Linked DNA regions of Homo sapiens: regions 1, 3 and 4 are each linked to region 2. The links are chromatin loops, found by intact Hi-C in ENCODE. Cell type or tissue: heart right ventricle. All regions are shown on one strand.

The links. A loop is a pair of places that touch in the nucleus more often than their neighbours do. Peaks named below come from ENCODE experiments on the same cell type or tissue, not always from the same donor. Only the 100,000 strongest peaks of a DNase experiment are listed, where the experiment ranks them.
Region 1: a loop joins it to region 2, with 5 times the contacts of the local background. A loop is called at or near these places in 41 of 110 quality-filtered maps.
Region 3: it touches region 2 in a loop (2.1-fold over the local background); 41 of 110 quality-filtered maps call a loop at or near these places.
Region 4: a loop joins it to region 2, with 2.0 times the contacts of the local background. A loop is called at or near these places in 5 of 110 quality-filtered maps.

Annotation. Positions count from the first base shown.
Region 1 is chr19:10,862,063-10,867,062 of GRCh38, reverse strand. C19orf38 (chromosome 19 open reading frame 38) reads right to left here. Exons shown (of 7, transcript NM_001136482.3): 6 at 3,856-3,893. Among named protein-coding and RNA genes, the nearest start is that of CARM1, 7.0 kb to the left of the region's middle. RefSeq lists enhancers at 2,366-2,485, 3,362-4,210. In heart right ventricle, a CTCF peak has its summit at 2,468 (motif pointing right); a DNase peak (open chromatin) is centred at 2,482; H3K27ac peaks cover 703 bases.
Region 2 is chr19:10,766,963-10,771,962 of GRCh38, reverse strand. The region is part of intron 2 of DNM2 (dynamin 2); the gene reads right to left. Among named protein-coding and RNA genes, the nearest start is that of MIR4748, 11 kb to the left of the region's middle. In heart right ventricle, a CTCF peak has its summit at 2,174; DNase peaks (open chromatin) are centred at 2,202 and 4,870; H3K4me3 peaks cover 1,360 bases; H3K27ac peaks cover 4,624 bases.
Region 3 is chr19:10,855,538-10,860,537 of GRCh38, reverse strand. C19orf38 (chromosome 19 open reading frame 38) reads right to left here. Exons shown (of 7, transcript NM_001136482.3): 3 at 4,181-4,273; 4 at 2,195-2,222; 5 at 580-623. Among named protein-coding and RNA genes, the nearest start is that of C19orf38, 9.6 kb to the right of the region's middle. In heart right ventricle, CTCF peaks have their summits at 2,104 (motif pointing right) and 4,189; no DNase peak of the experiment used is centred here.
Region 4 is chr19:10,817,281-10,822,280 of GRCh38, reverse strand. DNM2 (dynamin 2) reads right to left here. Exons shown (of 21, transcript NM_001005361.3): 16 at 2,192-2,301. MIR199A1 (microRNA 199a-1) reads left to right here and starts at 4,785; the gene lies at 4,785-4,855. In heart right ventricle, a CTCF peak has its summit at 1,881 (motif pointing right); no DNase peak of the experiment used is centred here; H3K4me3 peaks cover 619 bases; H3K27ac peaks cover 381 bases.

The sequences.
Region 1 (5,000 bases), 95 kb before region 2:
ACCCCAGCACTTTGGGAGGCCGAGGCGGGCAGATCACTTGAGGTCAGGAGTCTGAGACCAGCCTGGCCAACTTGGTGAAACCTTGTCTCTACTAAAAATATACAAAAATTATACAAAAATTAGGCTGGGTGCAGTGGCTCATGCTTATAATCCCAACACTTTGGGAGGTTGAGGTGGGTGGATCACCTGAGGTCAGGAGTTCAAGACGAGCCAGGCCAACATGGTGAAACCCTGTATCTACTAAAAATACAAACATTAGCTAGGTGTGGTATCAGGCACCTACAGTCCCAGCTACTTGGGAGGCTGAGGTGGGAGAATCGCTTCAACCCCAGAAGTGGAGGCTGCAGATGGCACCACTGCACTCCAGCCTGGACGATAATTGCGAAACTCCGTCTCCAAAAAAAAAAACTTTAGCCAGCCGCGGTGGCATGTGCCTGTAATCCAAGCTACTCGGGAAGCTGAGACATGAGAATTGCTTGAACCTGGGTGCAGCAAGCCAAGATCGTACCACTGCACTCCAGACTAGGCAACAAAGTGAAACTGTATCTTAAAAAAAAGGCCGGGCCTGGTGGCTCACGCCTGTAATCCCAGCACTTTGGGAGGCTGAGGCAGGTGGATCATTTGAGGTCAGGAGTTCGAGACTAGCCTGACAAACATGGAGAAACTCCGCTTCTACTAAAAATACAAAAAAAAAAAAAAAAAAAATTAGCTGGGCATGCTGGCGCTCGCCTGTAATCCCAGCTACTCGGCAGGAGAATCGCTTGAACCTGGGAGGTTGAGGTTGCAGTGAGCCAAGATGGCACCACTGCACTCCAGCCTGGTGACAGAGCGAGAGTCCGTCTCAAAAAAAAAAAAAAATTAGCCAGGCATGGTGGCAGGCACCTATAATCCCAGCTACTTGGGAGGCTGAGGCAGGAGAATCACTTGAACCCAGGGGGGGAGGTTGCAGTGAGCCAAGATCATGACATCCCTTTACTCCAGCCTGGGCGAAAGAGCAAAACTCCATCTCAAAAAATTAATAAAATAAAATTTAAAAATAAAAAGGAAGAAAAATAAATAAATAAATATATATATAAAAATAAACTAGCTGGGCATGGTGGTGGAAGTCTGTGGTCCCAGCTACTCGGGAGGCTGAGGCTGGAGGATCTTTTGAGCCCAGGTGATCAAGGCTGCAGTGAGCTATGATGGTGCCCCTGCACTCCAGCGTGGGAGACAGAGCAAGACCCTGTCTCAAAAAAAAATTGGCGGGGGTGGTGGGTGAAGGTACAGATCCACTTCTGCGTGTATTTGCCACGTGCAGCTGCTAACAGTGGTTACCTGTATGTCTGCAGAAAGGAATACCAATGGATGAAGAGGCATGGCTTAGTAAGAAAACTTTATTGTATATTTTGACATGTGAATGCTTTTCATACGGAAATTTTTTGTTTGTTTGAGACAAAGTCTTGCTCTGTCACCCAGGCTGGAGTGCAGTGATGCAATCATAGCTCACTGCAGACTCAACCTCCCAGGCTCAAGCAATCTTCCCACCTCGGCCTCTTAAAGTGATGGGATTACAGGCATGAGCCACCACGCCTGGTCCTTAATTTAAGAAAAAAAAAGTAAAAAAACAAATAAAAGGCCGGGCATGGTGGCTCATGCCTGTAATCCCAGCACTTTGGGAGGCCAAGGCGGGCGGATCACCTGAGGTCGGTTGTTGGAGACCAGCCTGGCCAACATGATGAAAACCCGTCTCTACTAAAAATACAAAAATTAGCCGGGCGCGATGGCAGGCGCCTGTAATCCCAGCTACTCGGGAAGCTGAGGCAGGAGAATCGCTTGAATCCAGGAGGTGGAGGTTGCAGTGAGATCAAGCCACTGCACTCCAGCCTGGGTGACAGAGCAAGACTCCATCTCAAAAAACAAACAAAAATAAATAAAAACTACCTCAAAAAGTGGGGAGAGGGGGCATCACCAGGCTGGTGTTCTGTGCGGTGTGGATTCTCATGGAAACGTTTAGATTGAGCCCTGCCTGCCGGGTTTTTCTTATGGCCTCAGGATTTATTCTGGAAGCAGAGACCTCAGAGGGCTGCACAGGCCCGTGCCAAGCCCCCTTCCTTCCTACCATCTGTATCCCAGGCACTCCTAGTCTATCTCTAGAACTGACCTCTCTCCTGAACTGTAGACTCCCCTCTCCATCTGCTCCCAGGCGCCATGGGTTGAGGTGGCTGACTCCACACTCCTGACCCTCCAAGCCTCACCCTCCTTGGCCTCCCTCTTCTCCCTTGGCCCCCTCATCAAAAATCAGCTCTGTGTTTTCTCTCCCCTATATCTCCCCTAACCTGCATCTGATCACTTCTTCGAACTCCACTGCCAACATTTTGGACCAAACCACCCACCCTTTGGTGCACGCTTGGCCCAGCTCTTCAGTCTCCAGGCTCCTGCCTTCCACTGATCCCCGCTTTCCCCAAATCTGTCCTCCTGCAGAAGCCACCAGAGGGCGCCTGTGTGCACCTGAATCCGGTCCCCTCCCTCCTATACTAGGAACCCTTCCGGGATCCCAGCTCAATAGCAGTAAAATCAAAGTTCTTCATGGGGTCCCCTTCGACTCCTCACTCCACCCCAGCTTACTGGGCTGTGCCAAAAATGTGTCCTCAGCCTGGATCAATCATCCCCAATCTTCCCCACCTCCTGCTTGTCACCCATCTCAGACTTTCCTGATCTCCTGTCTAAAGCAGCTTCCGCAGCCAGCCAGCATGGTGGCTCACACCTGTAATCCCAGTGGATCACCTGAGGTCAGGAGTTTGAGACCAGCCTGGCCAGCATGGTGAAACCCCCGTCTCTACTAAAAATACAAAAATCAGCTGGGTGTGGTAGCATGTGCCTGTAATCCCAGCTGCCCGGGAGGCTGAGGCATGAGAATTGCTTGAACCCGGGAGTCGGAAGTTGTGTGAGCCGAGATCACACCACTGTGCTCCAGCCTGGGCGACAGAGCTAGACTCTGTCTTGAAAAAAAACAAATCCCTCCCTCTGCTTTTGGGGGATATTGTTCCCCATTGTCACACAGTGTCAGGGCTGGGATTTAAACCTGGGTCTATGGGACTCTCTGCACAGCTACATTTTGGGGTAGCCTTGGCATTTGTACTTTTTCATTTTTATCTGTTTGTTTGTTTTAGATGGAGTTTTGCTCTTGTGGCCCAGGCTGGAGTGCAATGCCTCAATCTTGGCTCACTGCTACCTCCACCTCCTGGGTCCAAGTGATTCTCCTGTCTCAGCCTCCCAAGTAGCTGAGATTACAAGCATGCACCACCACGCCCAGCTAATTTTTTGTATTTAGCAGAGATGAGGTTTCACCATATTGGTCAGGCTGGTCTCAAACTCCTGACCCACACCCGCCTCGGCCTTCCAAAGTGCTGGGATTACAGACGTGAGTCACCGCACCCAGCAACTTCATGCTTTTCTTTATACCCAGAGGGGACCGACCACAGCCTGTCACAGATTGTGACACAGATTGTCACAAGCCTCTATGAGAGGCCACCAGGTCACCCTGAATCCTCTGTCACCATTCTGAGGGGCTGTCATGACTGAGACCAAAGGCAGCACTGACCAGGCCAGGACATACCACCAAGGGGCCTGCCTGCCTGTGGCCACAAGACAGCCTGACGTCACCACCTTCAATTAACACACCCCCTGGGATTTTTTCACAGCCAACTCTCGGCTCACTACTGAGTCCCTGTTCAGTGATTCTGGGCTTTTCCTAGCCCCCCCGCAGCTTAGAGACAGCAGGTCAACTTAGCCTCGTGGTGCCCCTTGAGCCCGCCCCGTTCTCCCGGTAGGACGGTCAGCAGAAAACCGGTTCCAAGAAAAAGAACCACTCACCGCGGAGACGGTAAACAGGGAGTTATCGAAGGACATGTCTGAAACAGAAAGAGAAAGAAAACCCAGGATTGGGGGCCAGTTGTAACTTCCCTGCTCCCTGCCATCCCCGCACTGCCCCCCAGCCCACAGGGAAGCAATTGGGGTCCATCTCCCAGCATCCTCTATGGCGCCTTTCCAACCCATTCTGCACGGTGAACTGTTCACAGCTACAAAGTGAACCAAGTCCTTCTACACACAGTCTTCCTAGGGGTATCTCTCACTGCCCTCAGGAAAATGGGTGTCTTATCTCAGGCCTTCCAGAAGGAGCACCTGCCAGCTCCTCCTCCTCCCCAGGCTCTCCTCCAATTGCTCCATCACCCATTTTTTTTTTCTTGTTTTTGAGAAGGAGTCTCACTCTGTTGCCCAGGCTGGAGTGCAATGACAGGATCTCGGCTCAATGCAACTTCCGCCTCCTGGGTTCAAGTGATTGTCCTGCCTCAGCCTCCTAATAGCTGGGATTACAGGCATGCACCACTACACCTAGCTAATTTTCATATTCTTAGTAGAGATAGGGATTCACCATGTTGGCCAGGTTGGTCTTGAACTCCTTGCCCCAAGAGATCTGCCTGCCTCGGCCTCCCAAAATGCTGGGATTACAGGTGTGAGCCACCACACCCGGCCTCCATTACCCATTCTTGTAGGTCTCTGCTTAAACATCACTTCTAGCCAGGTGAGGTGGCTCACGGCTGTAATCCCAACGCTTTGGAAGGCCAAGGAGGGAGGATCACTTGAGCCCAGGAGTTCAAGACCAGCCTGGGCAACATAATTTTTTGTCTCTAGAAAAAAAAATTTAAAAAGTAGCTGAGTGTGGTGGTGTATGCCTGTGGTCCCAGCTACTCAGGAGGCTGAGAGGGGAGGATCACTTCAGCCTAGGAGGTCGAGGCTGCAGTGAGCTATGATTGCGCCACTGCGTTCCTGTCTGGGTGACAGAGCAAGACTCTGTCTCAAAAAAAAAAAAAAAAAAAAACAGGCTGGGCGCGGTGGCTCATGCCTGTAATCCCAGCACTTTAGGAGGCTGAGGCGGGCAGATCACGAGGTCAGGAGATCGAGACCATCCTGGCTAACATGGTGAAATCCCATCTCTACTAAAAAAATACAAAAAATTA
Region 2 (5,000 bases):
TATAGACTGAATAGACTGAGCCTCTTTCCAGATCCTGAAGATTACGTTCCCATGTGGCACTTTGCAAACTGTTAATATACGTCATGACATATTATGAATCCCCCTCCCCCAAAAATAAACAGGTAGACATAACCAATGACCAAAGTTTCTGGGATTACAGGCATATGCCTCCACGCCCAGCCATTTATTTGTTGATTGACTGATGAACAGAAGAGGAAGCACCAGGATACATCACCCAGAGAGGGTGAGTCCATTTGATTAAGGTGATGCTGCAGAGCCTCCCTTGCTGTGGGTCCCAGTCAAGGGAGTTCGATGCCCAAGTCCTTGTGGATTCATGGTCCACCAGCACATTCCAGCTCCACAAAATCCCCAGGGGTATTTCTCATGGCACTCACTTGTCCTTCTTCCCCAAGGAGCCCACAAGGTAGAGGGAAGGGGCACCCCTGCCGCCTCCTCAGAGCTGGTCTTGAGTCTTTCTTTCTCCCCCTGACTATTCAAGAGGGCCCCCTACCTAGAGACAAATCCCCCAGGAGAAATGTTTTCTGGGTATAACCCTGAGTGTATATAAGACCCGGGGGTATCTGAAAGTCACAGCAAGACTGGGATGAAGGGGAACAAAATAAGTAATTGACAAGCAGTGTGGGTCCCACCAGGAAACAAGAGAAATCCAGTCCCGAATCACAGATTGAGGACAAAGCAAATATAAGGCATGTTCATCACGGAAGGTGGCTGCCGAGTACACAGGTGTCCACTGTACAAAGCCTTGACGTTTCCAGATGTTCGAATTTTCAGAGTAAAATGTTGGGGAGGGGATATCCCCAAAGCTCAGAGATCACAGCTACTGTAGTGATGCTAAAAATAAGGGGGAAATGGCTGGGCACAGTGGCTCACGCCTATTATCCAGCACTGTGGGACGCCGAGGAGGGTGGATCACTTGAGCCCAGGAGTTCAAGACCGGCCTGGGTGACACAGTGAGACCCCGTCTCTACAGAAATTTAAAAAATTAGCCAGGCATGTTGGCGCACACCTGTAGTTCCAGCTACTTGGGAGGCTGATATGGTCTGGCTCTGTGTCCCCACCCAAATCTCATCTTGTAGCTCCCATAATTCCCTTGTGTTGTAGCAGGGACCCAGTGGGAGATCAATGAATCATGGGGGTGGGTCTTTCCCGTGCTATTCTCGTGATAGAGAATAAGTCTCACGAGATCTGATGGTTTTAAAAACAGGAGTTTCCCTGCAGAAGCTCTCTCACTCTCTTTGCCAGCTGCCATCCGTATAAGATGTGACTTGCTCCTCCTTGCCTTCTGCCATGATTGTGGGGCTTCCCCAGCCCAGCTGTGTGGAACTGTAACTCCATTAAACCTCTTTCTTTTGTAAATTGCCCGGTCTCAAATACGTCTTTATCAGCAGCATGAAAATGGATTAATATCGGCTGAAGTGGGAGGATCATTTGAGCCAGGAGCTGGAGGTTGCAGTGAGCTATGATCTATGATCACACCACTGCATTCCAGCCTGGCGACAGAGCAAGACACTGTCTCAAAAAGAAAAACAAAGAAAGAAAGGGGTAATAAGTCACACTGGCAAAGAGGTCAGAGACCTGACCCACCCCGGAGATGCGAAGATGCGCACTGCCCTGTCGTTTTTAAGAGTAAAAAAATGAAAATGGCCTCAACGTCCACCAGGAGGAGACCTGGCGACGTGAATAACACAGCCATGCCATAAACTGCCTCAAGCAAAGGCAAAAAGGGAGATGAACACCCAGCCAGGTCTAGAATCTTCAAGGCAGAAAGAAGAGTGTGAGGAGTTTCACCGTCCCATCATGGCAACCGAAGAAACTACGGCACTCTGGCCAGGCCCTGCGTGTGGTCCCGTTGCGCCTCACAAGTCCCTTGACAGGTAGGCATCTCTAAGATCCCCATTTCAAAGATGACAAAACTGAGGCCCAGAGGGGTTAAGGGCCTTGGGCCAAGTTCCGTGATGGAGCTGGGACTTGGAACTCAGAAATTCTGGCTTCAGGTAATGGCTCCTAAGCCAGATAGCCTTTGTGAGGCCACTGGAAGGAACTTCGCCTCTTTGAAATTCTCTGCAGGGTCAGGGGGAGACTCAGTGGGCTCCGATGACTGAGGACCGTGTCCAGCACAGGCACTGGCCACCCAGATCAGGGCAATGAGGACATCTGCTGGAGGATTCAGGATCCCCACCCCCACCCCCAGCCCTGCTATCAGCTGACCCAGTTCCCAAGGACAGTTACACTCCAGCCTTCTGCAGGGACAAGGGGAAACACTCGGCCGCTCTTCCTGTAGCAGCCACTAAAAATGGAACAGCTCCCAACCCCCCACAGCAAATCTCAGTTCTCTTCTGGCTCCAGGACCCCAGCTTAGCCCCAAAAGAGACCATCTCCCTTCAAAGAGTGCAGGGGGACATGGCGTGGAAGATGGGCTGGTGGCAAGGACACAGGCCCTCTCCCTAGCAGGCCTCTGTCCCACCAAGTGTGGTGTCTACAAAGCCCAGCCCTACCTCCTCCTACTCCCAGGTCTGCCTGGCTACCACCTCTCCCAGGAAGACTTCCCTGAGTGGGGCATCTTGGCCTCTTCCTCATCAGAGCCAGCTCACTTTGGATTGTATTGATGGGGCCAGGACCTGCGGCTCCAGCACCCCAGAGCCCAGCATGTACTGGCAGCACGCTGTGTGCAGTAATGAGCTCAGTCTGTAGTCAGAGGGCCTGCCCAGGTCTCAGTCTACTGATCTGTAAAATGCGCATCATAACAGGCTGTATGAGGACTCAGAGTCAATACCTGCACAGGAAGAGCATAGCCAGCACAGCTACGGTCTGAGCAGCTGGTGGGCAGAAGTCCCCAAGGAATGATGTGGCAAAGACAGCACCAGGGGCAGTGGGCGCCATCGTTCCCCCAGCACACACAGGCAGGAGCCCAGAGAGGGCAAGCTACTCTCTCAAGTCACACAGCATCCCCACCTCCTGCAGATCTCTCTCCCCACAGCAGCTGCTCCACCCAGCCCCCTCCTCCCCTGCCTTCGTTTCCCCATAACACTTACTACCATCTGACAAAGGGTGAGAAGAAATCTAATATAGAGAGCTTTACCTTGAATGTCCATGCCACCAGGGAAGGGACGCCCATCTGCCTTGGTCATTGCTGTGTCCCCAAGGGCACACTCACGCATGTTAGGTGAGAAATGGAGGTTCTGCCTGCCCGGCTGCCACAGGCTTCCCCAGCAAGCTGAATCTAGGTGTCTGAGCTGCAAAAGGTTCCCCCGGAACCTCAGGCCATTCCCCAACGCAAGGACCAGGAAACGGGCCCAGGAAGGACCACCTGCCCCACCCAAGTCCGCCCAGTCAGGGGCAGACACGAGATGGGGCTGGAACCAGGCAGCCAGACTCACATGCCAGACTTTGGAGCACGGCACCTTCCCCGGTTGTCACATGCAGGCTGGGAACCAACAGGGGATCAGAGAAGACAGGGGCTGTTTTTTTTTGTTGTTGTTGTTTTTTTTGAGACGAAGTCTCGCTCTGTCACCCAGGCTGGAGTGTAGTAGTGCAATCTCGGCTCACTGCAAACTCTGCCTCCTGGGTTCATGCCATTCTCCTACCTTAGCCTCCTAAGTAGCTGGGACGACAGGCGCCCGCCACCACGCCCAGCTAATTTTTTTGTATTTTTAGTGGAGACATGGTTTCACCGTGTTAGCCAGGATGATCGCGATCTCCTGACCTCGTGATCTACCCGCCTCGGCCTCCCAAAGTGCTGGGATTACAGGTGTGAGCCACCGCGCCCGGCCAGCAGGGGCTGTTCTTTGTGATCTCTCCTCCAAGATCCTTCTGCTGTCGGCCAACCCCTCCATGTGGGCGAAGGATATGGACAGCAGGTGCCAGAAAACCGTTTCTTCCCTAGTGGGTCAGTGAGCAACAGAACCACACCAGAGAAAAAGGCCCAGGCACCGACCAGGTCTGCCGCAGCTGCCTGCCTTTCTTCACAGGGCTCCCTGGCATGGTGAAAGTAAATGCTGAATGCCAGGTCAACAGAGGTTTTTTGTTTGTTTGTTTTGAGACTGAGTCTTGCTCTGTCACCCAGGCTGGAGTGCAGTAGTGAAATCTCGGCTCACTGCAACCTCTGCCTCCCCGGTTCAAGCTATTCTCATACTTCGGCCTCCCAAGTAACTGGGATTATAGGCGCATGCCACCACGCCTGGCTAATTTGTATATTTTTAGTAAAGATGAGGTTTCACCATGTTAGCCAGGCTGGTCTCGAACTCCAGACCTCAGGTGATCCGCCCACCTCGGCCTCCCAAAGTGCTGGGATTACAGGCATGAGCCATCATGCCCAGCCCAATAGAGGTTTAAAAGCTTCCACCAGGCCGAGAGCAGTGGCCCATGCCTGTAACTCCAGCACTTTGGGAGGCTGAAGTGGGAGAATCATTGGAGGCCAGCCTGGGCAACATAGCAAGATCCTACATGTACAAAAAAATTAAAAATTAGCTGGGCGTGGTGGCGCAAGCCTGTAGTTCCAGCTACACGGGTGGCTGAGGTGGGAGGACTGCTTGAGCCTGGGAGGTTGAAGCTGCAGTGAGCTGTGATCACGCCACTGCACTCCAGCCTGGATGACAAGGGGAGGCCAGAGACCCTGTCTCAAAACAATGACAAAAAGAGAAATAGAGTGGAGGGCCTAGCCTGGGCCTCTGGAACGCTGCATGCGCTCAAGTGCTGGAGATGAGATGATTTTTTTTTTTTTTTTAACAATCCACTGGCCCAAAGAATCAGCCAGAGGCCTTAACACTGAGTTCCCTGTCAACTTGTCCACAGCAGCAGCAGCCGAGGCCCAGCCAACAAGCCACTGAGCCACCCCTGGCTCTGCCTGTCCCGGTCCCTGCCATCAAGCTGCACCCCACAGCCACCCTCTGCAGACAGGCATTTCCAGATACCAAAGCCAGTTCCTGTAATTCCTCGGCAAACTGCAAAGCATTTTGATAGCTCCACACACACCCCCACTG
Region 3 (5,000 bases), 89 kb before region 2:
TTTGAGATGGAGTCTGGCTCTGTTGCCCAGGCTAGAGTGCAGTGGCGCAATCTCAGCTGACTGCAACCTCCGCCTCCCAGGTTCACATGATTCTCCTTGCCTCAGCCTCCCAAGTAGCTGGGATTACAGGTGTCCGCCACCACACCCTGCTAATTTTTTTGTATTTTTAGTAGAGACGGGGTTTCACTATGTTGGCCAGGCTGATCTCGAATTCCTGACCTCGTGATCTGCCTGCCTCAGCCTCCTAAAGTGCTGGGATGACAGTTGTGAGTCACCGCGCCTGGCCGCCTAATTGTATTTCTACCGAGGGGTAAGAAGAATGGTCGGACCTGGGGTCCTGTAAGTAGCAGGCACAGACCCTGTCTAGGGAGTCAGGGAAGGCTTCCCAGAGGAGGTGACCTTTAGGTTAAGTCAAAGGAGAGAAGGTGAGAACCCAGGGGAAGAGGTGGCGAGGGTGTGTTTTGACCCTAAAGGGAACAAGCAGTCACAGAAGAAATTTGATTGGTGTGTGATGAGGCCTGATGGCATTTGGAGGTGTAATCCTTTCCCCACTGGAGTCAGGAGTGTGGAGGCACAGACCTGTGCTGTCGAAGTTAATCTGGGCCCAGCAGGATTCTCGATCTCTGCAAAGGAATTCAGGAGAAAGTGACAGGGATCAGGGTTGCCCCTTGAGTCAGGAGGCTTGATCGGGAAAGCCCTGGCCCCAAACCACACCCAAAATGTAGCCTTTGCTCCCCACCCACTGACCCATGGGTCTTCCCCACAGAAGAGCAGTAACATCCTGATTTCTGGAGCTGTCACACTGTGGGACAGCCCCTTGGCCGGGGGAAGAAAAAAACATGGAAATTCTCTTGGGCCAGGCGCAGTGGCTCACGCCTGTAATCCCAGCACTTTGGGAGGCTGAGGCAGGTGGATCACTTGAGGTCAGGAGTTCAAGACCAGACTGGACAACACAGTGAAACCCCGTCTCTACTAAAAAATACAAAAATTAGCCAGGTGTGGTGGCATGTGCCTGTAGTCCCAGCTACTCAGGAGTCTGAGGCAGGAGAATCGCTTGAACCCAGGAGGCGGAGGTTGCAGTGAGCCGAGATTGCGCCACTGTACTCCAGCCTGGGCGACAGAGTGAGACTCCGTCTAAAAAAAAAAAAAAAAATATATATATATATATATATATATATATATATATATACACACACACACACACACATACATACACACACACACATACATACACACACACACATATACACACACACATACACACACACACACACACACACACACACACACACATATATAAAAGCCAGGCACGGTGGCTGATGCCTGTAATCCCAGCACTTTGGGAGGCACAGGCGGGCGGATCACCTGAGGTTGGGAGTTCAAGACCACCCGGACCAACATGGAGAAATCCCGTCTCTACTAAAAATACAAAATTAGCCGGGTGTGGTGGCACATGCCTGTAATCCCAGCTGCTCAGGAGGCTGAGGCAGGAGAACTGCTTGAACGCAGGAGGCAGAGGTTGCGGTGAGCCAGAGATCAGGCCATTGCACTCCAGCCTGGGCAACAAGAGTGAAACTCCATCTCAAAAAAAAAAAAAAAAACATATATATATTCTCCTGGTTAGGAGGCCCACAGCCAGGTGAAGCTGGGATTCAATCCCCAGAGCAGGTTTTCATCTCCAGGCAGCAGGATGTCTCCCCACTCTCGGAGGAGAGAAACTGAGGCCAGGGCCAGTTAGGACATCCTGGTGCCCAGGAACCTGGGCCATCACCTACAGTGCAATTGGGCACTGCACAACCCCAGGGGCATTCTTTAGAAACTGACTGTGGGTGTCTAGAGTGATTGTGACCGTTTTCTGGCAGCTGGAGGTAAAGGGGTGTGGGGAAGGGCCTCTCCCTGGGCAAACTGCTCACTCTGTGACTGAGTGCTGAGCCTCAGTCCTCTCTTCTGTAAAATAGGGCTATTCATGGTGCCTGTTTCCAGGGCTGCCATAAGGATAAGGAGCTCCAGCTTCAGAGAGTCCCAGCTCAGTCCTCCAGCACACAGGAGGCACTTAATAAATGGCTCCTGTTCCTATTACGCAGCATGCCCACCAGGAGGCGCTGTTTGTGGGGGGCATGGAGTGCCCACCCTGCCAGGGAAGTGTCCTTCTTTCCCCAAACCACCCTCTGTGGGTCTCCAGGGATGATCTCACCTTTTCTTCTGTAAATTTCTGAGTTTAACTGGAACAAAAAAGAAATGAGCATGTGTTAGATTTTGGTCCTAATTGTATCCGGCAATTTCTGTTTTTTTTTTTTTTTTTTTTTTTTTTAGACAGAGTCTCATTCTTTCACCCAGGCTGGAGTGCAGTGGCTCAATCTTGGCTCACTGCAACCTCTGCCTCCTGGATTTAAGCAATTCTCCTGCCTCAGCCTCTCGAGTAGCTGGGATTACAAGTGTGCATCACCAGGCCAGGCTATTTTTGTATTTTAGTAGAGAAGAGGGTTCGTCATGTTGGCCAGACTGGTCTCGAACTCCTGACCTCAAGTGATCCACTTGCCTCGGCCTTTCAAAGTGCTGGGATTACAGGCAAGCCACCCCACCCAGCCTGGAAGGCCTCAGATTTTTCTTTCTTTCTTTCTTTCTTTCTTTCTTTCTTTCTTTTTTTGTTGTTTTTTGAGACAGAGTCTCGTTCTGTCGCCCAGGCTGGAGTGCAGTGGTATGATCTTGACTCACTGCAACCTCTGCCTCCCAGGTTCAAGCGATTCTTCTGCCTCACCCTCCCATGTAGCTGGGACTACAGGTGCACACCACCACGCCCGGCTAATTTTTGTGTTTTCATTAGAGATGGGGTTTCACCATATTGCCCAGGCTGGTCTCAAACTCCTGACCTCGCGATCTGCCCACCTCGGCCTCCCAAAGTGCTGGGCCATCCTGGACAACATGGTGAAACCCTGTCTCCACTAAAAATACAAAAGTTAGCTGGGTGTGGTGGCACGCACCTGTAGTCCCAGCTACTCGGGAGGCTGAGGCAGGAGAATCACTTTAACCTGGGAGGCGGAGGTTGCACTGAGTCGAGATTGTGCCACTGCACTCCAGGCTGGCAACAGAGCAAGTGAGTCGAGATCGCCTCACTGCACTCCAGCCTGGGTGACAGGGCAAGACTCCATCTTAAAAAAAAAAAAAAAAAAATATATATATATATATATATATATATATGTATGTGTGTGTGTGTGTATGTATATATATACACACATATATATATACATACACACACATATATACCCACACACATACACACACACACAAACACACATAATTTGGCTGGGCATGGTGGCACATGCCTGTAATTCCAGCATTTTGGGAGGCTGAGGCAGGAAGATCACTTGAACCCAGGAGTTCAAGACCAGCCTGGGCAATATAGCAAGACCCTATCTCAACAAAAAATATTTTTTAAAAATTAGCCAGGTGTGGTAGTGTGTGCCTGTGGTCCCAGGACTTTTGGGAGGCTGAGGTGGGAGGATTGCTTGAGCCCAGGAGTTACCCAGCCTGGGCAACACAGCAAGACCCTGTCCTAAAAAAAATAAATAAATAATTAGCTGCATGTGGTGGCACGCACCTGTGGTCCCAGCTACTTGGGAGGCTGAGGCAGGAGAACTGCTTGAGCCCAGGAGGTCAAGGATGCAGCGAGCTATGATCCTGCCATTGCACTCCAGCCTGGGTGACAGACTGAGTCTCCAAATAAAAAATTTTTAGGCCGGGGACTGTGGCTCATGCCTATAATCCCAGCACTTTGGGAGGCCGAGGTGGGCGGATCACCTGAGGTCAGGAGTTCCAGACCAGCTTGGGCAACATGGCAAAACCACATCTCTTCTAAAAATACAAATATTGGCGAGGCATGGTGGTGCACGCCTGTAATCCCAGCTACTTGAGAGGCTGAGGCAGGAGAATTGCTTGAACCTCGAAGGCGGAGGTTGCAGTGGGCCGAGATCGTGCCACTGCACTCCAGCCTGGGCGACAGAGCGAGCCTCTGTCTGAAAAGAAAAATAATAAATAAATAAATAAATACTTTTAAAAGGGGTGTGATGAACAAATTACTGAACCTGAAAACAAAATGGTGTGAGTTGTGAGTGTAAGCACATCTTCACGTTCCAGAAGTTGTCAACTGGCAACTTGTGTGCCAGGCTTTGCGTGCTGTTACCTTTTCTGACCACCAGGGCAACAGCCACCAGCCCAGCAAGGAGGAAGAGGGCACCAGCCAGGCTCAGGGAGAGCACCAAGATCCAAGTGGGCACTGGAGGAAAATCAGAAAAGAGAGTGGGCAGGTCAGTGTCGTCTCTCCAGGTTACCTTTGAGTAGCCAGCCCTTACCCCATAACCCCCAACCAAAGAACATGAATGCAGCTGGACCCAAGAGACTTAGCAAACTTTGTGTCTGGCCAATTAGCCTATCCCCCGCTCCTGGCTATTGTGATTGGTTCAGGATGAGCATGTAACCCAAGTGGAGCCAATGAGAGCTAACTCTGGGACTTTGGTGGTACCACTGGGAAAAGAGGTTTACTCCTCTGGCTAGCATTGCATAGGATAGATATCTTAGGCCAGGTGCGGTGATTCATGCCTGTAATCCCAACACTTTGGGAGGCTGAGGCAGGTGGATTACTTGAGGCCAGGGGCTCAAGACCAGCCTAGCCAACACAGGGAAATTCTGTCTATATTAAAAATATAAATAATTGGCCAGGCGCAGTGGCTCACGCCTGTAATCCCCACACTTTGGGAGGCCAAGGCAGGTGGATCACTAGGTCAGTAGATCGAGACCATCCTGGCTAACACTGTGAAACCCCGTCTCTACTAAAAATACAAAAAATTAGCCAGGCGTGCTGGCACGTGCCTGTAGTCCCACTTACTCAGGAGGCTGAGGCAGGAGAATCACTTGAACCCGGGAGGCGGAGGTTGCAGTGAGCTGAGATGGCGCCACTGAACTCCAGCCTGGGTGACAGAGCAAGACTCTGTCTCAAAAAGAAA
Region 4 (5,000 bases), 50 kb before region 2:
GAGGTGGAGGCTACAATGAGCTGAGATCATGCCACTGCACTCCAGCCTGGGTGGGTGACAGAGGAAGACTCCATCTCAAAAAAAAAAAAAAAAGAAAAAGAAAAAGAAAAAAGAACCAGGGTCTCAAAGCTGGGAGATAAATGGAATGGATGCTAAACAGTGCTTGCAGATGGTGGTCTACAGGCCAGGCCCCGTGCCACATGCCACGCACATTTTCCTGTCCCACATCCAGGTGTGGTTAAGACAGCCAAGCTGCCCACAAAGCCTTTAAGTGAGAGTTGGGTTTGTGGTCAGCAAGTGGCTGCCCCGAACGACCTCTGGATGAGGTTGTGTGGGGAGAGGCATGCCCTTGTAGCTCCTCCTCTCCTTCCTGCTGCTGCCTGGGACATCATCACAATGGCTGGAGTCTGGGCAGCCATTTTGGACAAAGAAGTAGAAGTCGGGGTTTTGGGCCAGGTGCAGTAGCTCACACCTGTAATCCCAGCACTTTGGGAGGCCGAGGTGGGTGGATCACCTGAGGTTGGGAGTTCGAGCCCAGCCTGACCAATATGGAGAAACCCCGTCTCTACTAAAAATAAAAAATTAGCCAGGCGTGGTGGTGCATGCCTGTAATTCCAGCTACTTGGGAGGCTGAGGCAGGAGAATCGCTTGAACCCAGGAGGCAGAGGTTGCGGTGAGCTGAGATCGCACCATTGCACTCTAGCCTGGGCAACAACAGCGGAACTCCGTTTAAAAAAAAAGTCAGGATTTCATGGCAGGCCTGTCCCACCGCAGAGCTCGGCTTCTGCATATCAGGTGGAATCCTGAGGAACATGCAGGGCCTGGACCCTGATGCCTGTGGAGCTGCTCCACTTTGCCCGGGATACTAAAGTCTGGACTTAATTTACACAAAAAACTATCAACCATCTTATCTTGTTTTTGCAGCTACTACTCTGGGTTTCCTGAACCTGCTCTTAAAAGATATATCAGATAATATTGTCACCCTCCCTGTACAGGAGGCACACGGCTCAGGGACCTGGGACAGCTGCCAGGTGTCATATGGCCAGGGGCAAGCCTAGAAGAGCTATGAAGGTTTTCACGGCCAGCTGGTGGACAAATGGGTCTCGAGCTTTAGGCCAGCCAGAGCAAAGCAGGAGGGAACCAGGAGACTCAGCTGGAGTTGGTGGGTGTAGCCAAGCAGTAGGCAAGGAGGTTCTGGGGCCAGCAGGGAGGACGTCAGTGCCTGCCTACAGGTCTCAGGGTACCACCGGGCCTTTACTGACAGCTAATCCCTGACTCAGGTGGGCCCTGCTTCCTGGATGAGCGTGATTGTGTGAGCATGGGAAGAGCCCTCCTGCCAGCTGGGTTTCTTCCTGAGAGCAGTGTCTCTGCTAAAGTCTCCAGCTACGCCTCATGGGACAGATGTACTGTGAGCTTCCTGGGGCCTCCCATTCTCCAGCTTCACTCTCCTGGGAGCTCATCTGGTTTCGTTCCTTGAAATACCATCCACGCAATGGTGACTGCCCAGTTCACATCCCAGACTGGAGCTCGTTCCTGGACATCACACTCCTCGATCTACCCAGGTGCCTCCCTGATGCACCCTCTCCCTTGGCATGGCCTAAATGGAGCTCTTGGCTGTCTCCAGGCCTACCTGCCGCTGCCTTCCCCACCTCGGCCAATGGCAGCAGCTGGGCAGTGCAGGAGCTCAGGCCCACGTACTCAGGGTCACAATTGGTGCCTTTCTCTCTCATATCCATGCCCACCAGGGCTCCGCCTGACTCTTCTACCCAGAATCTGCACCCTCCTTCCCTATGGGTTCTGGCCCCATCATCGCCCACTTGGACAAGGCAGCGGCCTTTGCCCTCGTCCCCCATCTCTCACCCTCTCATACTGTTTCCCTCTCAGCCACCAGAGGGCTCCTGCAAGCACCTGAGCCAGGTCCTGGTCACCCTGTGCTCAGAACTCTCCATGGCTCCCACTGACTCGGAGCCTGCCTTCATCCTCATCTCTGCCCAGAGAGGTCATCTCTGACCCAGCACGGGAAGCATCCCTGGCATTTGCTATTTCTCACGTGACTCCCCTTTCTAAAAGCTGGGTCCCAAGGGCAGGGACTGCTGACAGCCAGGTGCTCAGTGCTCAGTGAAGGTTGTGGAGTGTGAATGAGGCCATTGGTCTTCACCCCGAGCCATCCCCAGGCCCCTGGGCCCCTCACCTCTGCTCCGTGTTGAAGATGGCGAAGACGTGCTTGTTGGACATGAAGCCCTTCTCCACATCACGGATCTTGAGGTTGTCCAGAGGCAGCATGTACTTCTTCTCTTTCTCCTGAGGGTGGAGGGAAAAGAGTCACCCTGAGCGGTCCACGTGACAACTCAGGATGCCCCAGGCCAGAGCGTGTAGCATGCGCCACCACCAGCCCCGGGGGCTTCTCAATGCTGGTCGCTGCTGTATATGAGCCCATCTGCCGGCCCTTCCCCGTCCGTCACTCTGTCCCAGCCACGCTGCCCTCCATGATGCTCCCTGAGTATCCCACCTGGGTTCCTACCCCAGGGCCTTCGGACGACCGGGCTACTGCCTGATCCTGACACTTGCATGGCTCCCTCCTGCCCTAACTCTACCCGCACCCTCCCCACCTCCATCCTCCTTTTCCCTCACACAACACGTCACGTATCCTGCGCTTGTTGACCTAGGTGCCTGACTGCCTGTGCTTATTGACCTAGGTGGCTGACTGCCACTGGACTGACTCAAGTTTCTCCAGGGCAGGGACTCCTGTTGAGTTCACTGCTGACATGTGGCTGACGGCACGCACAACACAACTGCCCCTCGCCTTGCACGAAGTGAATGGAACTTTTATCTGGGCTCCATCTTTGAAACGAGCCTAGGAGTGAGTTACCTCTGTGATGCCATTTTACAGAGGGGAAGACTGAGGCAGAGAGGAGCAGGGCTGGGATTTCAACCTTGGCCGCTTTAGGACATCTTGGGGCTGGATAGGTCCTGGGCCAGGTGCTGCAGAAGCCTTACTCCCTTTCTTTATTATTATCATTATCATTATTTTAATAGAGATGGGGTCTCGCTATGTTGCCCAGGCTGGTCTTAAACTCCTGGGTTCAAGCGAGCCTCCCAGAGTGCTGGGATTACAGGTGTGCACCACCGCACCTGCCCTATCACTTGCTTTCTAAGGTTGGCCCTGTTCAGGAAGCACCAAGTGCCAGCCACGGCTGTCCAGACTGCTAGGGAGGCAGCTCAGAGGTGGGCCCCTCGGCCAGGGGCAAGGGGCTGGCGAGTCACGGAGCTGGGGGTGGCACCCTGGAGTCCCACACTCACCCAGTGATGTGTGTGCCCACCCGCCACAGCAGCAGCTCTTGGGGACCCATGCCATGCACTGCTTGGTCTCAGTTCACGGATCCCTCCTAGCTCAGAGAGGGAAGCTGGCTGCCGAAGGCCACACGGCAGGCAGCGCAAGCCACAGCAGGACTTCAGAGGCCAGGTCTCTGTGACCCAAAGCCCAGTCCTCCCCACAGTGCCCCTGGCCCTTCTTCTCCCTGGGCCGTCTCTGGAAACTCCTCTCATGTCCCCTCACTGCGCTGCCCCAGCACAAAGCCTAACCTGGCTGCCGCCTCCAAGTTCAGGAGCAGCCACAGTGACTGTGGAGAAGGCAGCGGGGGCTCCCTGGCAAGTGGGGGCCAGCTGGGACTGTCAGGACTTTGCAAGGGGAGCCAGGATGAAGCAGTGGGCTTGGCACATGGGCTCAGCCTCAGGGCGTTAGGAGCTCAGCATGGTTGAGGTGATGCCAGCCCTGCCCTTTCCTGGCCGTGTGCCCTCGGGCAAGCCACTTCCCCGCCACCTCCCATTTCATCTCAGTTTCCTCATCTATCCAAGGAGGATGGAGGAGCTTGGTGCCCACTGCAGAGCTGGTGCCCATGAGCACCCGGGATTTTCTTTGGTTGCTCTTGTGAGCGGCTCCAGGATTAGCCTGCCAGGCTCTAGGCAAAGAAGTAGGGCAGAGCATAGGAAGAGGGGCCCGGTGGCCATGGAGGGAGCAGAGCATAGGAGAGGGGCCCGGTGGCCATGGAGGGAGCAGAGCATAGGAGAGGGGCCCGGTGGCCATGGAGGGAGGGATGCCGCTGCGGACCCAAGGGAGGGAAGGTGATGAAGAAAGCCTGCACCCGTCATCCCAGGCAAGGCTGGGTAACACAGGGCCTGGGTCCCTCCCACCTTTCGGGGAAGAGTTTTGGGGGCTTTAGAAGGGGCTAGGGGAGGGGGCTCTGCAGAAGCCCTGCCCCCGGCTCGGACGTTTGCCCAAGGGCCTTTGCTGCCCTGACCCTATCATATCACGCGGCCGGAAGCTTCCAGCCAGCAGGGCCAAGTAACTGAGTCACAGGCCATTCCAGCTAATGCCACATCTGGAACTGTTTACAGTGCGATTCCGCCGAGAAATCAGTGGCCGCCTTCCTGGTGCTGCCGGCACGCACGCGTGCGCGCGCGCGCACACACACACACACACGTGTGTGTGCGCCCCTCCTCCCCACCCCCGACCCCCAAAGAGTCAGACATTCCTCCTGAGCCCAGAAGCCACGATCCCAAACCCTGCCTCCTGCTCCGCCTCCCCCACTCTTTAGGATTTCCTGAAAACCCAGAACTTTCTCCAGATGCGAGCCGGCCCCAGCCTTGCCACGTCAGAAGGGACAGAGCGGATCGTCTCGGGAAGAGTGGTGGTTTCCTTGGCTGCTCAGAGGTGCTGAGGCACGGCCTGGCCTGGTGGCCCCAGCGTCTGCCTGGGGGGTTCTGCAGGATGGATAGCCGGCCCCGCCAACCCAGTGTTCAGACTACCTGTTCAGGAGGCTCTCAATGTGTACAGTAGTCTGCACATTGGTTAGGCTGGGCTTGGGTGAGCGGCTCGTCGAGACAGGCCCCCCAAACTCGCCGGCAGGTGAGTGTCATTTTCCACCACCCCGTTTCCCACTGTGGCAGAGCCTCGCATAGAAGATTCGAGGGCCTGGGTGGGAGAAGAGGCACTGGGGAAA